Linked DNA regions of Homo sapiens: region 1 is linked to region 2. Evidence: read pairs that join two places in POLR2A ChIA-PET (ENCODE). Cell type or tissue: PC-3. All regions are shown on one strand. Links, peaks and the distances in the headings refer to the core of each region. The heading gives the core; the rest is flanking DNA.

Region 1 (8,834 bases), core at 570-8,569, 100 kb before region 2:
AAAGAGAGGGCAGAAGCTGTGTGTCCAGCCAGACCTAGGTACCCTACTTAGAAACATTCTTGCTACAGCAATTTTACCACTTTCACAGAAGGCTGTTAACTAAATGAATTATCCTTGCTGAATAGGCTTTGGGGGTTCCCTAGGGCAGCACAAAGATCCACATCTTTGTTTGATCTTTGTGCCACATCTAAACTTCTGGAAAATTGCAATGCCCCCATCTTCCCTCCCCAACAGTTCAGGTGCCTGCTCCCAGCTTGGGCATCTTCTCTTGCCTACCTGGAGACAGCACTCTGGCCAATGAATGTGTCTTGGCATTTTACAGGACCAGGCAGGGGCAGGGCCTCACGTGAAGTGAGTGGGAGCGCGGGGTTGGGCCTGCCTGTGTGCCATGTGTGTGCCTATATGCATAACAATGAACACAACAACCTCAGTCCCTGTGAGCACAGATGTTTCCATGTGTGTGCAGCGCTGCATGCGTCCACCTGTGAACCTGTGACCAATGGACATGGACCCCCACCCGGGGTCCCTAGTGTAGGAGTGCCCAGCCACCTCCTTCAGCCCCGGCTTGTCTCATCCCCGCAGCCTGCTGTGGTGGTGAGTTGTCAAATGCGAACATCAGCTGCACAGCATCTTTATGAGGAGGCCAGGACAGGCAGGTAATTTATCAAACATTACTTAAAATAGTCCCCCAGCCTCTCGCTCCCTCTCTCTTGTTGCTGTCTGATTCTTGATTGTTTCTTCTTTCTGTCTCTTGTTTTTCTGCCTGGAGATTGACAGCCCCCTGCTAATACAGCCTTGGAGATACCACATACTGGTGGAACCGACACCTCACTCTGCCTCAGCCTCCATCCCAGAACTAACTGCTCCGCGCTGATTCCAGCGGCACTGCAGTGCTCCTGTCTGCATGCCCGTGGGGCCGGCTGATGGATGAGGCCACATCCCTCGCACTGCAGAAAGCTCAGGAATCAGGGGCACATGCACTGTGATCTGCTGAGTTATGGACTAGCTAATAAGACTCCTCCTGACATCAGCGAGCCCTTGACTGTCCTATTTTTGCCCTGTTTCCAATTCTCTGGCCTTTCAAGCAGGCCCATGTCTTGTGACTGGATGAGCCAGTCTGCTGTCCTCTGAAGAGATGTAAAGAGAATGAGATGAATTAGCATTCTCTGTCATTTCTACTTCCAAGACGAAGCAACTAAGGCCAGCCAAGGGAAACAGAGTTTATTATTGGGAAATGTTTAAGGACCTACTCTTTGCCAATTACTGTACTAGGTTCATGAAACTATTGTCTCATTTAATTCTGTGCAATCGATGTGATCTCCGTTTTATAGAAGAAAAAGCAAGCCTCCAAAGAGGTCAGTGGCCTGCCTTAGGTCAGTGTGTCAGTCAGCATTCAAAAATGGACTCTAGGCTGGGCACGGTGGCTCATGCCTGGTAATCCCAGCACTTTGGGAGGCTGAGGAGGGTGGATCACCTGAGGTCAGGAGTTTAAGACCAGCCTGGCCAACGTGGTGAAAACCCGTCTCTAGTAAAAATTCAGAAATTAGCTGGGCGTGGTGGCGGTTGCCTGTAATCCCAGCTACTTGGGAGGCTGAGGCAGGAGAATCGCTTGAACCCAGGAGGCAGAGGTTGCGGTGAGCCGAGATCGCACCAATGCACTGCAGCCTGGGCAACAAGAGTGAAACTCCATCACAAACAAACAAACAATAAAAAAAGACTCTAGCTAACTTAAACAGAAAAGAAATTTGGGAGCAAGATATTGATAGCTCATGGAATATACAGGGAACTTAGGAAACATGTATGATCCAAGATGGTTAGAGTCAGGGCCAGGACACACAAGGAAGAGCCCGTTAGGAGACCACTGCACCAGACACTGGATGGCCACCACCAAGGTGAATTTCAAACTCTCCTTGCACCTTTATGTCCCTATCTTAAAATCTAAATTCCCAAGTGGTGTCATCTGAGGGTGAGTACGCCATGCATTCACTCCTCAATGCCAGGGGCCAGGGCACCCTTCATGGACACTGGCTCCAATCAAGAATTGCCTGATGGGCTCCCAAAGAAAGAAAGGGGGCTCCCAAGCTGAGCAGCCAACACCCAATGAACTAGCAAACCAGACCCATGTTCCCAGCTGCATATAGCTGGTAAGGGGCTGAGCTAGTGCAAAGCTACCACTCCCTGACTCCAAAACATGTTCACCATAATCAAGGGTGAAGTTCAAGATGTTGAACAATTGGTAGAACACTGGCTCTGGCCAATCAGAATAGATGCCACCAGAAATAGCTGGTTCAGCCATGGCAGTGCCACCAACTGATCATCAGTTCTACACATAAACAAGGCAGAATTGGAGCTCAGGACTCTTGACTGCCCAGGCCAGAGGCCCTTGCTACTAGGACAGTGCTTTCCACACTTTTTCATAGAGGAAGATAATACTTGATGACACACTGGGGTAAACTTGAGGGCATTAAAATGGATAAATAGATGGATGGATGGATGGATGGATGGATGGATGGATGGATAGATAGATAGATGATAGATAGATAGATAGATAGATGATAGATAGATGATAGGTAGATGATAGATGATAGATAGATTGATGATAGATAGATGATAGGTAGATGATAGATAGATAGATAGACAGACAGATAATAGATAGAAAAATATATATGGCTGGGGGTAAAGCCCCCTATAACTTTATATTATATTATTATGATAAAAATAAAATAAAATCCCTCTATACTGCAGGCTTTTATATCCAACTGCCTAGTTGACATTTCCTCTTAGATGCATCATAGGTATCTCAAAAACAGCATATTAGTTTCTGAACACCTGACCTGCCACCATCTTCACCAGCTCACTCCACCTGCAGTCTCCCCCAGCTCAGTTAAGCTCTTGTTAATCCTTCCAGTTGCTGACGCCAAAACCTTTGGAGCCATCTTCAACTCTTTCTTTCATATTCTCTATCCTCTAGAGCCTGTATATATTTTATGTGATATGTATGCCCATGTTCTACATCAGAAATCCTCTAGCCTCTACCATTGGAATACAGTCATAAACTGACCACCTTCACTGCTACTGTTTCATTCCAAACATCATCACCTCTCCCTTGGATTCTCATGACAGCCACCTAAGTAGTCCCCCTACTTCTGACCTCCATCCCCTTCAGTCAAAACAATGATGGCAGCTGGGCCATCTGGTTTACCAGCTGTGAATGGTCCACCTGGGGCTTGAAGGTCCTATCACAACCCCATGGATCGCAAGAGTTCCATATCTTGATTTTCTTCCGTGGGTCAGATATCATTTTAGTGTCCATCTCCTAACAGAAGCTCAAAACAATGGCCAGAGGGCTCCTTACTAAGCATAAATAAGACATCATTCTTCCACTTAAATCCCACAGGGGTTTCCAGTTTACTCAGAGTCAAAAGCAACGTTCTTAAAATGTTGACAAGCCCCCTCACAGTCTGGTATCTGTCACCTCCCTGACCTCGTCTTCTACTACTATCTTCTATGTTCACTTCTTTCCAGCCACAGAGGCCTCCTTCCTGTTCTCTGAACATGCCAAGCTTGCTGTGCCTCAGGGCCTTTGCACATGCTCTCTATCCCCTGTCTGAGTTTTCTTCCCCAGATGTCTGCATGGCTTACTTCCTCACCATCACCAAATCCTCGCTCAGTGTTGCCATCTCAGCAAGGCCTGCCCTGACCACTTTATTTTATCAATATATGTATTAGTTCTTCTCATGCTACTATAAAGAAATACCTGAGACCAGGTGATTTATAAGGAAAAGAAGTTTAGTTGGCTCATGGTTCCATAGGCTGTGCAGGTAGCATGGCTGGGGAGGCCTCAGGAAACTTTTAATCATGGCAGAAGGTGAAGGGGAAGCTGGAATGTCTTCACAGGGCCAGATCAGGAGGAAGAGAGAGAGGGGGAAGGTGCTATACACTTTTAAACAACCAGATCTTGGGAGTACTCACTCACTATCATGAGAACAAGCAAGAGGAAAATCTGCCCCCGTGATCCAATCACCTCCCACCACGTCCCTCTTCTAACACTGAGGATTACAATTTGACATAAGATTTGGGCGGGGACACAAATCCAAACCATATCAATCTATTTTACTCTTCTCAATTTTTTTCCATAGTACTCATCTCCTGACATGCTATATTTATGATATTATTTATTCTTGGCTTTTCTCTACTAGAATGTCAACTTTTTAGTAGTTTTTGTCTGTTTGCTCAGTGATATACTTCCTGGAGCTAAATATTGCCTACCTACTCTCAACTCATATTTGTGGAGGGAAGGAATCAAAACAGAAAGTATTAGGGATAATATTAAAGTTTAAATTTGCATAGATTTTAGATATTAGACATTAGAAAATAGTTTTCAGTTTTTAATGCTAACAATATTGTTTCCACGAACATAGCTTGTTATATCTGGTTGTATATTTAAATGCTTCCATATGTTAAGTTGGTGCAAAAGCTATCTCGGTTTTTACTGTTACTGTCAATGGCAAAAACCGCAATCACTTTAGCACCAACCTAATAATTCTTGTTCCAGGTTTTCAGGACTGATCTCTTTAAATTCTTAAAAATCTCATTGACAAGTAACTTTATGAGCAAAAGTCAGCAGCACATTAAAAAATTGCAGCAGTTGAAATTATATTTAAAGATTCCCAGAGGTCTTCCTTTTCTTTCATTGACAAATGTAATTTTTAAATATCTTGTGTTAATGCTAATGGATTTGAATGCTACCAAACTTTTTCATATTAAGTATTTCAAAATAATGCAGAATCTCTAATTTGTAGCAGGTATGTGCACTGTTACAGCAGTCAACCTGCAGCTAGCTTAGATGCTACTAAAAGAGCTGTAAATGTCTAGAAGCATTTGATATTTGCAAAGATAGATAGTTGGACCCTATCTGGAGCTGCATCTACCAGAAACCCCACCAAGCCTCCCTATCCTACCCCTGTCTGGCAGTACCTTGGGGTCTGTGTCATACTACCTGGGCACTTAGAACCAAAAGTCCTCCAGCAGCACAAGGGGTCCCTTGCCCTAAAGGACAGTGGCCTGTTCTGAGCTGAGAATTCAAGCAAACATCCAGTTGGTGGAGCATCTCCTAGGCCATGTTTGGTACCTCACCATGCAGCAGAGTGTGATGGAGTTGTGCAGGGCCATTACCAGTGAGGACCATAGGACACACCATCATATCCCACTCCACTCCAGCTATCCTCCAAGAAACACTGGCAAGGGAATTCCCAAGAGTCCCAGTCCCCGCCTGTGTGTCTGTAGAGCTTTGAGACTAACGGCAGCACATCAGTGTGGCACGGCACAGCAATTGGGAAGTTCTACTTTGGATCCCTTGGTCTGGAGTCCCTCTTCTTCCACTAACCAGTTGTGTATCTGGGGTGGGACACCTCACTTCGTTGAACTTAGGCTTTCTCATTTATAAATGGAGAATTCAAATAAAAGCCATGCTTGTCAAGTACCTGTCAGGGATCCTTAAGATGACTGCGGAAGTGCTGCAGGGGATAGTTTGGGATGAAGTAGGAATAAAAAGCATCCAACTGGAAAAGACTTTTCCTCATCTTCCTCTTCAAACAGAGCTCCTCCACTTTTATCAGTTTTATATATTGATACTCCATAGAAGATAACATAAAATTTTAAAAACCAGTATATTTCAACGACCTCTCACCCCTGGGCTCTCTACCACCCACCCTTCCTTTGTTCAAGGAGCAAATCATTCTAAATGAACTTTTTATAACATTTTATTACTATAAAGAAATGCCACCTTTCTTTAATAAAAATAAGGCAAGAACCCCCACGGTAGCTATTTAAAAGGATTTTCTTGATATGAGGGGGTGGATGGCCTGCGTGTCTTGTCTCTGTGTCTAACAGTCCTCTTTCCTTTGAGATTTTTCCATATGACTGTTTTTCTCCATGGCACAGAGAAGGCAAAGTTGGAACTTGATTCAAATAATACTTTACGAGAAACTAGGAGATGGCAAAGAGGGAAAAATGCAGAATGTGATGCAGCTGGGCCATCTGGTTTACCCACTGTGAATGGCCTACCACGGCTGGAAGTTTCCATCCCAACCCTATTGGTCCCCAGAGTTCCATATCTCTGGATTTTCTTCCATGGGTCAGATATCATTTTAGTGTCCATCTAGTAGACGCCAGATAAAGACACTTACAATCCTCAATGTCCATGGCCATCTCTTGCACCTAGGTCTTGCTCAGGATTGCAGGTTTCTTGTGGGAAGACCCTCCTTTTCTCTGCTAGTAGCACTACTCATCCCCTTCTGGTGAGATTCCACCCTCTTAAAGGCATCCCTCACAGGTTAACTCTACGACAAGAGCCCAGGTAATCCCCCAAAAGATGGATCTGGTCATTACAAAGAGACAGTTTTCTTTACAGAAGCAGAAGCACAGAGGGGTACAGCAATTTTTCTAATACTCCACAGCTTCACAGGAGCAAAGAGAGGATTTGAATGTAGGGCCTTGGACAGGACACCAGAGCTTTTGGTGTATGTAGGTGCCCTTCCCAAGGCACCTGTGGGGAGGGGAGAGAACCCATGGACCCAGAGCTCTCAGCTAATCCTGGAGACAATCGGAGTGCAGGAGGTGCAGGCAAGAGTGAGCAGGAGCACCTCCCTAACACCCTAATACCAATGTCCAAAATTCAGACCCCACAAGAATGGCTCTGCTCTGGACAAGACAATCTAGTCTTTCTGGCATCTGCAGCCCAAGTCTCCTCAATGGGCAATTGCAGCTTCCCAAAGCTTTGAAACAAAAATGCTGAGAATGTCAGAGCCTAAGGCTTCCCCTTCCCTAAGATTCTGAGAGATCTGCATGAGCACTTTTGTTTGCTTATTTATCCTGTTGCCTCAAATTAGAAGTGAAAAGCAGAACAAAGGAACAAAAGACATTCCTCAGGATGGAATTACCTTCCTAGCCTTGGGGTTTGGTCTTGCCAAGACAATTTGGAGTCTGTTACAGTGTTGCAACACATCAGATATCCTAAGGTTTCCCTTTCATCGGCTAGCGTCCAGGGCTGTTTAAGGCCAATTCGGGAGGAAGGGGAAACTGGGGTTTCTAGTGTTGCAGCAAGTCTTCTCAGGCGCCCACAGGCAGTTTCATACTGGGAAATCTTTCCTGAGTCCTCATGCAGTGGGGAAGGTGGCCGGTAAACTGGAAGAGGATCCTGGGGGAAAGGTGCTGCCCTGGGGCTGTGGTTCAGCTCTCGAGGTCCTTTTATCCCAAGTTGAGGCCGCCTGCTTTTAAGTCCTGCCTGCCCAGAAAAAAACCTGGGGCATCTGGTCAGAGACTGGCTTCTCCTTCTTAACAGCTCTTGAGCAGGGTATATTAACACTCCGAGCCTCTGTTTTCTTGTCTGTGAAATGGGAATACCAATAATATCCCATTTATTCTTCTCTCACAGTGGTGGTGAGGATCAAATGACATAATGCCTGTAAAAAGCCCTGTGGGGTAACAAGTGCTTTTCAAACAAGTTTCCAAGGTGTGTGTGTGTTTGTGTGAGTGTGTGTGTGTGTGTGTATGAGTATATGTGTTACATAGGATTGATCCATTGGGGCAGAGAGACAACTGGCTCTCACATAAGGAGGTCCTCCATCTTCTTGCCTTGCTTTTCCAAAACTTCTCATTGTTCTGGAGCTTCCCAGGAGAGACAGGCACACCCCACTTCCACCCTGTCCTCACTACTGCCTCTCCCCGACTCCCAGCTAGGTTGCTGAGAAAGAGACGACAGAGGAATTGAATTTGGTTCAGTTCCATGAGGATGTATCTGGCCTCTGCTCCCGTGCTTCACATTTTTCATGGTGCTCTCCAGTTGAGAAAACTCAGATCGACTACCTCCCTTTGATTCTCATGGCAACCCTGAAAGGCAGGTAGCAGATCAATTAGCATCTTTCATTTCCAGAAAAAAGAAAATGAGACCCAGGGATTAAGTGATTTTCCTAAGGTCACCTACCCTGTAAGAGCAGAGCTAGAACTCACACACAGGGTTTCTGGCCACTGCTTAAAGTTCTTCAGCAGCTCCTCATCATGGCATCCAAAGCTCTTAATGATCTGCGCCCACCTCTCTCCACTCTGAAGGCCTCCCTGCCTTGCCCACAGGGTTGTCTGCTTCACCTGCTCTGTCCTTATTTGTTTATTCCCTGGGGACTCTGCTCATCTCTGCATCTCAGCTCCTAGCACAGTGCCTGGTACGTAATCCATATGTATTAAATAATAAATATATTCAAGAATAGGCATTTGAAGTAGGGCAATGATGGAAATGTCCTAAGTGGCCAACAGTAGCAGAATGGTTAAGTAAACTATGACATATCACGTAGATGGGATATTATGCTATTAAAAATTAGGTCAATGAAATTTAATACTGACCTGAAAAATTCATAGAATATAATCTTATGTGAAAACCCAGAATGTAAAATCACACATACATTATGGTCACAGCTATATAAAACAACACAGATGCAAACTCTCAAAAATAGTGCAAAGAAAAAGAAGTCGAGACGGTGGGCGATTTTCCTTCCTTTCATCTTTCCGTAGTCTCCAGGTTTTCTGTAATAGGCATGCATTATTTTTACAATGACTACAACAGCAACAAAAATGGTAATCAATAGGTAAGGAGATACTAAGAGATACTAATTTATCTCCCAGCTTCCATCTCCAGGTCAAAATGACTTACCTCTCAGGTGCTGAAAACTTACCGGTAGGACAACTCCTAGAGGCTAGGAAAACATCCAGGAGACAGACAATCTAAAGATGTTGTACCCCATTTTAGAAAATAAAGTAGTAGTCATTAGGAGCTCTGCCTT
Region 2 (8,834 bases), core at 599-8,598:
AGTGGGTGACCTGGGAACTTCATGTTGTCACTCGGGAAGGCAAAGTTGGAGGTGATGGAGAAAAAAATCAGATGGGGATGCAGAGTTGGTAGGACATGGAGGCTGACTGGGTGGGGGGAATGGGAACAGAAAGGAACCAGATGGCTCTCCAGGTCCTGACTCAATGGCCAAGTGGTTGTTAGTGCCTCTGATTGAGAAAGGAAATGCAGCAGGCCAAGCAGGTTTGGGAGAAGGTGAGGAGCTGGTTTTAGAAATGCCGAGGTTGAGACGACATGCACATCCAAGAGGAGGTGACCAGCAGGCAGCTGGATACACAGGTGTGGGTCTCAGCAGCACACCAGAAATGGAGATCTGCTGCGCGATAGTGTCATTTAAAGTAATGCGTGTGTAGTAAATCACCTGGGAAGATGGTGTAGAGTGAGAAAAGAAGAGGAAAAATGGTCAGAGCCCTGGGGAGTGTGGACATGTAAGAAAAGAGAATAAGAAATAATGACTAAGAAAAACTGGTGAGGGACGTTTAAAGAGAACCAAGAGACAAGGGTGTCATGGTAATAAAGGCAAGGATCCAGTTGTTCAGAAGGAGGGAGCAGTTAACAGTGTCAAATGCCAGGGGCAGTAACAGAAGGATAAGGGCTGAGGAGGGCCCATTTGGTGTGTAATATGGTGACCACCCATGGCCTTGGCTGGATGTGAGTCTGTCATGCAAGAGCAGAAACCAGGCTACGCTGGTTGAGGAGATATGGGAAACAGCAGAAAAGCAACAGCAAGTACGGACCACTCTTTCAAAAAACTTGGCTGAGCAAGGGAGGAAAATGAGAGGGCATTAACCAGAAAGGAATCCTAGTGGTCAAGAGTTTTGTTTCACCACATGGGATGACCTGAGCATCTTTATGGGCTCAGGGAAAGGGCCAGGGGAGGCCAGGGTGGGCTCTAGGTCTAGGCAGAGAGAGGATGGTTAAAGGAGTGTAGCCATTGGGGTGGAGCAGGAGGGAGATGCACGCTGCGGAGCAGGGATGTGTGTGGGGCAGAGAGAGGAGAGACCAGAGCTCACACTATGATTGCAGCCCAGTGATGCTCACCAGGGTGGGAAGACCAGGAGAGGGACACATGAAAATGCATGGGACACCTACAACTGAAGCATGTGAACTAGGGCCCAACAGCTGCTGCTGGGCAGAGTGACAGACACAGTGTGGAAGGGGATGACAGAGGGGTTCACACTGGCCAGACCAAGTGGGTTAGTAAAGGGAGGCTTTGTGGAGGAAGCAAATTGTAAGAAGAAGGTTGAAAAATACAGGGCTTGGGAAAGGACTTTCTGGTCTGGAAAAAGGGCTGGTTTGGAGCCGTCAAGGCAGGCAGAGGGGGAGGTACAGAGAGCCACATGTGATAAGTAAGACACACAGGCAGGTGCACACAGGGAGTCCAGGGTGGTGGTCAGAATGGGAACTATGAAGGCAGGACACTGAGTTCACACCTGGCTCAGTTACAGCTTGGCTGTGTGACTTTGGACAAGGTGTTTAATTTTTCAGTGCCTCAGTGTCCTCATCTGTAAAATGGAGACCATAACATGTAAAGTACTTGGTGCTATGATTTTTCAGGCATCTGTTCCACAACTCATAACTTAGGGCTCAGGTAGTCTTATGAGTTCACAGTCTATCTGTCATAATAGGCAGAGAGACGGACAGACAGCTAGAGATAGGTGTGCAAACAATGCTTCTCACCTTTACTTATTTCCTACTTTATCAGGAAACATAATTTGGCCACTTTTTCCTCGGAGGCAGGAAAACAGTGAAATTGCTCATTTCTAAATTCTCAGTCCTGAAATTGGGGCATCCAGGTGGCTGCTTGGCCTGTGGGTGGGGAGAGAATGGCAGGAAGTTGTTGACACCAAGTGTCTAAACTGTCACCTTCTGGTCAGGTCTTTGGCTCAAAGAAACACAGTCATGAAGGGCTTTACGATCCAATAGAAAAACAAGGGAATTTTGACCAGCTTCTCCTCCCCTCCCAACTGCCCTACATCCCACAGCAGACATGATAGTTTTCCTTTCAATATTCATTTTTCTCTTCTTCCAAAGCAATAGAAATTCCCTGGGCACATGGCCACCAGAGGAAGGCTGCACAGCCTCCTTTGCAACTAAGCACGGCTATGTGACCAAGTGCCAATGGTGTGCAAGCATAAGTATTGCGTCAGAACTGCCAACAGGCTCCCTTAAAATACGGCTGGTGCATGTGCCCTTTGCCTTTTCTTACTTGTCTCTTTCTCCATGAAGCCACCCAGGACATGGATATGATGGCAGCCGTCTTGAACCATGAAGACAGAGCTACACAATAGAGATGGCGGAACAGCCAGTGGGCAGGATCATGGCACCCTGACGTTCCCTGCTGCCTCCAGGTGTTCACTAGAGAGAAATCTCGACTCTCATCTATAGAAGCCCCTGTTGTGTTGGTCACTGGTAGCTGAAGCCAATCCTAACGGAAGCACAACACCCCAGGTGGCTCAAGCTCCGGGGCCACTTTCTGTAGCAACCTTGATGGTTCCTAATTCAAATGAGTAAACAGAAAGAGGATCTACAGCTTCTGACCCCCCTGCCTCCATCTGGCCAGAAACTTCGCTGGAATAATAATAGCAACCTGTATCGTGTTTTATTATTCACAATGCGCTTCCTCAAACATGAGCTCATTAGATTTTCCCAGAAACTCTGCAGGGTAGCCAAGACTGGTATTTCTATGTGCTCCATTTTCAAAGATAAGGAAACGTGGAGAAAGGAGTTTAAGTATTTTGCACGCATCACACAGTCAATAAGAAGTACAGTCAAGAAACCTGGATCTCCCTCCCCCAAGCTTAGAGCTTTTTTCAGAACACTCAGCTGCCAGTCTTCAGGTGGTTCTGGGCAGAAAGAACTAAGGGAAGAAGAATCCTGGGGCCAGAGGGGTATAGTGTGGGATAGTTTTAATTCCTTTAGAAACTATTTTATTATGAAAAACACACATAACATGAAATCTGCCCTCTTCACCAAAATTTTATGTGTACAATACATTATCATTAACACTAAGCACAATGATCTACGTCTCTGGAACTCTCTCATCTTGCATGACTGACTCTATGAACATCAATTCTCCTTGAATAGTAACTCTCCATTTCCCCCTCCTCCCAGGTCCTGGTAACCACCACTCCACATTCTGCTTCTGTGGGTTTAACTGCTTTAGATGCCTCATATAAGTGAGATCATGAAGTATTTGTCTTTCTGTTATTGGTTTGTTTCACTCAGCATAATGATCTCAAGGTTCATTTATTTTGTTGAATGTGAAAAGATTGCCTTCTTTTTTGTGGCTGAGTAATATTCCACTGCAATGTTATTCACAATAGCCAAGATGAGGAAGCAGTCTAAATGTCCACCTGCATGTGTGGATATAGAAAATGTGGTATATACACATAAGGAGGGGCTGTTTACCAAGCCCAGGTGGCACATCACACCTCAAGTTCCACCTGTAGGTTACCATAGGCCAGAGAGCACTTCCCAGGGTAGCTGGAGGAGACTTCATCCAGGCTTTCATCCAAGTGTTTGGCATTTGCAGCAAGGTACCTTGATAGATGTTGCTGGGGAAACAAGATGTTGAGTAGGTTATAGGATGAGTGTGAGAATATCATTTATAACATAAGGCAGAGAGCAACACATGCCACTGAAGAGGTGAAGATGAAGTCTAAAGCAATCCAATCCAGCCAGTAACTTTCATCTGCTCTCTGAACAAAAGGCTGGGTGTGAGGCACTAAGAACACAGGAGTGAAGAGGACAGCATGGTTCCTGCCTCTTGAGCTGTTCATCTGGTTCCATCACCCTCCCAAGAGCATGGATTCCAAAGGAGGCAGCTTTGAAGCCTGGGAAATACCTGGACATGTGAAGATAGGTCTGGGGTGGGAGATACAAAGAAAAGAATGTCTGTGCAGGGTTCAAAGACATATAAGGCAGGGCTTCCAAGTCAAGCATGAACCTAGCAATACAAAGTTGCCAATGCCCAGTGCCTAGGGCTATATTAGTGACAGTGCATGCCATTAGTTCCAGAAGTAGGGACTGGAGTGGTCAAGGAGGACTTCATGGAGGAGGTGAGACTTCAACTGGGACTTACAGAATGGGTAGGATTTTAGGCCGGGCGCGGTGGCTCACATCTGTAATCCCAGCACTTTGGGAGGCTGAGGTGGGTGGATCATGAGGTCAAGAGATTGAGACCATCCTGGCCCACATGGTGAAACCCCACCTCTACTAAAAATACAAAAAATTAGCTGGGCATGGTGGCACGTGCCTGTAGTCCCAGCTACTCGGCAGGCTGAGACAGGAGAATCGCTTGAACCCGGGAGGCGGAGGTTGCAGTGAGCTGAGATCGCACCACTGCACTCCAGCCTGATGACAGAGCGAGACTCCGTCTCAAAAAAAAAAAAAAAAAAAAAAAAACCAGAATGGGTAGAATTTTAATAGGTGGAGAGAGGACAGAGAGGAGGCTTCATGCATGTTATGAGTAACCATGTGCTGAAATGCACAAGGTGGGGTGGGTGAAGGAGGAATGATTCATTGGGCCTGAGCCAAGAGTTTGGGCTGAGGAGTAAATAACAGGGACAGTGTCCCTGGCAGGGTTAGTTTGGAATTGAACACCAGGCCAGGAAACTTGGATTTAGGTGCAGGAGTGATGTGATCAGGCTTCAGGGAGGCCTCTGGCAGGGTGTGCAGGGAGGACTGAAGGGAGAAGCAGGAGGTGACAGACTAGGAGGCTGGGTGTGTGGGCAGGGTACTTAAGTGGCAGGCAGCAGGGCTGGGTATGAGAGCCAGCAGAAGGAGGAACTCATAGGCCTCAGGGTGTCGCCATCAGAGAGGATGCAGTCCCTGGTCAGCCAGCTTCCAGGGGAGGGCCCAGCCTCTGTGGAACAAAATTGTCCAAAGCATGGCTGTCGGCCTGTGGCAGCTCCCACCCAACGAGAAGCAGGTATTGCTCAAGCACACTGTGTTCTCCATATGACTCCTGTGTGACGGCTCCCCAGGGGGCAGACTCTTAAAGGGGCTCCCGCAGGAGAGGCTGAGGCCATCTGGGGTTGTGGCCAGCCCACCTGAGGCCACAGAGACCACCAAGGCCATGAGAGATCAGGAAGAAGGGGAGGGGTTCCCTTGAGCAGGACAGGGAGAGACATCAGCCTCCTCTCTCCAAGCGACAGTCACTCAGTTGCTCCTGCCCAGCGGCCTGACTCCTGTCTCCACCCTGGGGTCAGCTCCAAAAAGTCCAAGTTCTAGCGCAAGAAGGTGAGATGCAAATAGCCCAAGAGGCAGAGCCACTGCCAAGCACAGTGGCCCATTCATTCATCTCTGCCAGGAGTTGGTATGGAGAGCCCTAAGGAGAGGCTCTCCCAGTGATTGATGGTGTTTCCAGAGGTTATTAACTGAGTTGGACTTGGTCTCTTTGGGCTGATCTATGATCCAGGGACAGTTTTAAAGTATGTGGCTTTTGGGTGCTGGATTATCGAAAAGAGTTAAAATTGAAGTAGTCATTCAAAGCACTGCCATCTGTCACAAGCTGCCGGCCGGGGCTCCTCCGGGCAGGATGGGAGGGTGGGCGCTGTGCCCTTGTCCCTTTTCCAACGCATCCTCCCTGGTGCCCCTGGGCCATGTGCAGTTGATGGTCCACCCGAAGCAGGAAGGGGCCATGAGAACCAGGCAGGGGAGAAGGAGCAGGTATCTCCAGCCCAGTTTTTCAGGGGGCAGGTCCTCTTCTTAGGCTCACAAACATTTTCCTCCTGGCAGGTAAAATAATATCAGTAACAGTACTACTGGTTGACATTTACTGAGAACCTATTATGTGTTGAGTACCAGTCCAGGCGCTTTACCTGCATGAGAGCATTTACTCCTAACTGATAATGCAGTGAAGTAGACACGATTATGATCTTTTGAGAGAGGGGGAAGCCGAGGCATGAGGGTATGGAAAAGGAACTTGGCCAAGGTCATGGGGGATGATGCAGCCAGGATTTGAAGACAGAAGTCTGGTTCCAGAGCCTGGACCCTAAGCCACGTGCTTCATCTCAGGCCTGTGCACAGGCTTGCCCCTCCCCGGGGAGCTTGAGCCCTCCCCTTCTCACCTGGCTCTTCTATGACATGCTCCACTTCCTCAGAGCAAGGTCCCTGCCACATTTGTATTTATTGCTCCGTGCATTTGTTTAACACCTGCCTTTCCGTCTGGACTGTAAACTCCGAAGGTCAGTAAGAGCTGGTGGGTGGGGCTCCTGGGGGAGGTGGTGGTGTTAGGTGCTGAGCAGGGCTGAAAGTGGCTCCCTTGCTTATCCTGCTCTCTTCCGCCCACAGGTGCTGAGCAGGAGCAGCTGCTGCCTTATGGCCTCTAAAGATTCCCTGGGCCTGGGGTGGTCTGTGGGAGAGGCTGCAGTTCCCCATTCTCATCAATGCCCCTCCTTCATCCTCAGACACGAAGCAACTCCCGGACCTCTCCAGCTCTCCCTCCACGCTCAGCCCTCAGTGATCCTCCCCTCCCAGGCCCTCCATCAGAAGCATGAAATATTAATCGGGGATTAGCCGCAGGCTGCTCATCCTCCCGCCAGGAGTGCAGCCCAGAAACTGTGATGAGGGCAGGAGGAAGGCAGGGGGCCTGGCGGGGGTGCAGCCCAGGCTGGGCGCTGGCCACCATCAAATCATGCAGATTAAAGGACGTGCAGGCTGGAAGGGGCCTCCAGAGGCCGTTTTCATCCCTGCTCCTGGCTTGCAGCAGGAAACGACTGCACAGATTCCGAACACAGGCTGTGTCCAGGGATAGGGATGGGGGCTGCTTTTGCCCCTGCGTAATCTCCACCAGTCGCCACATCAAAGTAATAATATATATTTTCTGGTGTAGGCAATTGACATTTTTCAATCTTATGAAAAGCATGTGAATAAGAGCGTTTCTTAGAAAACAATCTATTTTTGTCAGTTTATAACAAACAGTCTCTGCAAAAACCGTGTGTGTTGCCCATGCACGATGCATATGACACATACGCAGCTTCCAGACAGACAAGGGGCCCAGCCCTCCCCACCCCCACCCTGGGAGCTCCTGCCCTTTGGGCACCCCCAAAGCCTCTCCAGTGGAAACACAGGAGCCAAGGCCTCAGCTCCTCTCCTCTAGGAAAAAGGGCAGATCAGAGAGTGGCTCCTGCAGCCACATTGTGACCTGCCGCACCCTTGAGCTATGCTGGAGGGCTGCCCCAGAGCTCCGCGGCCTGCCTGCATTACAACACGAAAACCTCTTTGGAAATGGTTTATTACCCCTCTCCCCCACGCTGGCTGTAATCTTTGCAAGGGCAAGTGTCCTGGCCCCATTCACCTGGTGTTCGGTCCATGGGAAGGGCTGAATGAGTGTTTGGTGAATGTCCATCCTCCTCATCCTGCTTCTCATTTGCTCCAAGGTCTCTCTGAGTTCTTGGTCTCTCTGAGTTCTCCTCCTCGCTCCCTCTCTTCCTCCCACTCCGTCTCACCTCTCTGGTCTCTGCCTCTCCCTGTCTTGCTCCCTGTCTTTTTCCTACCTTATCTATTCCCATTCTCTCTCTTACCTCCCACTCCAGGTCCCTCCTCCCATCTCTCTGATTTGGTCCAGAAATGACTATTTGGCCAAGATGATGAACTGGTCATAAAGAAAACATGAGCTGTTGGTTGGAAACGTTCATTTACAACTAATTTTCAAAATAAAAAAAATTATAAAAACACTGCCAAGAAAGCTGAGCCGAGCAGGTTGAAAACAAATTAGAAATGTTTAAAAAGAAGGGAGGAGGACCCCAATTTGAAAAATTCCAGAATTTTTTTATACTTTTGTCTTTGGGTTGCGCTTTTTTTTTTTTTTTTTTTTTTTTGGAGATAGAGTCTCACTCTGTGGCCCAGGCTGGAGTGCAGTGGTGCGATCTTGGCTCACTGCAAGCTCTGCCTCCTGGGTTCAGGCCGTTATCCTGCCTCAGCCTCCCGAGTAGCTGGGACTACAGGTGCCCACCACCACGTCCAGCTAATTTTTTTGTATTTTTAGTACAGATGGGGTTTCACCGTGTTGGCCAGGATGGTCTCGATCTCCTGACCTCGTGATCTGCCCGTCTCGGCCTCCCAAAGTGCTGGGATTACAGGCGTGAACCACCACGCCCGGCTGTGCTGCTTTTAACTTATAAAATGCACATTATAGAAAATACAGACAAGCACAAAGAACATAAAGAAGTGTAAGCCCCCATTCAGACACAGCCACTGAGAACACCTGGGCACCTGCACCTCTGCATTCTTCCCAGCATGTGTGTGTTACCACTTCCCAAAGAAGGTTCTAGAACTTCAGTCCCTTGAGCTATAAAACAACAACACAAACAGCAGCAACACACCTGGTCAAATTTCAAAAAGTACTGTACATTCTACCCTCTTCTTGGAGCTTTGTAGTATTCATTGTAATGAATATTTATTGTAATATTCATTGTAAATGCATGTAAAGCTCTATAGAGAGCCTCAGTTAGGAAACCCATTTAAACTTTGCCATTCCCTAAACTCTATGAATCCAGAAGCTGTTTTTTCACCAGGTAGCTATTAATGTCCATACTCATGTCTCCAAAAAAAAAATCTTGCCAAATAATGAGAAATAAATATGTATCTACAGATTTAGTTTACAAAAATAGAATCTTATTATACATTCTGTTTTGTAAGACTATGTATGTTTCCTACTAATCCCTGTTATTGGATATTTAGGTTATTTCCCACTTTTTATTATCATTTATATTATCCTAAACAGTACAGAGTGGGAATAAGAGGTTGAGTGTGAATTAGAAATCAAAAACACAAAAGGAGATAAATTCT

What was found. Peaks named below come from ENCODE experiments on the same cell type or tissue, not always from the same donor. Only the 100,000 strongest peaks of a DNase experiment are listed, where the experiment ranks them.
Region 1: POLR2A ChIA-PET joins it to region 2 with 6 read pairs; 3 of 35 experiments call an interaction of 5 or more read pairs at or near these places.

Annotation. Positions count from the first base shown.
Region 1 is chr11:119,962,840-119,971,673 of GRCh38, reverse strand. No RefSeq gene overlaps it. Among named protein-coding and RNA genes, the nearest start is that of LINC02744, 27 kb to the left of the region's middle. RefSeq lists a cis regulatory region at 6,591 and an enhancer at 6,507-6,676. In PC-3, for the core only: no CTCF peak of the experiment used is centred there; no DNase peak of the experiment used is centred there; H3K27me3 peaks cover 5,621 bases.
Region 2 is chr11:119,861,781-119,870,614 of GRCh38, reverse strand. LOC124902771 (a long non-coding RNA gene) reads right to left here. Exons shown (of 2, transcript XR_007062920.1): 2 at 2,931-3,595. Among named protein-coding and RNA genes, the nearest start is that of LINC02744, 130 kb to the left of the region's middle. In PC-3, for the core only: no CTCF peak of the experiment used is centred there; a DNase peak (open chromatin) is centred at 4,564; H3K27me3 peaks cover 3,616 bases.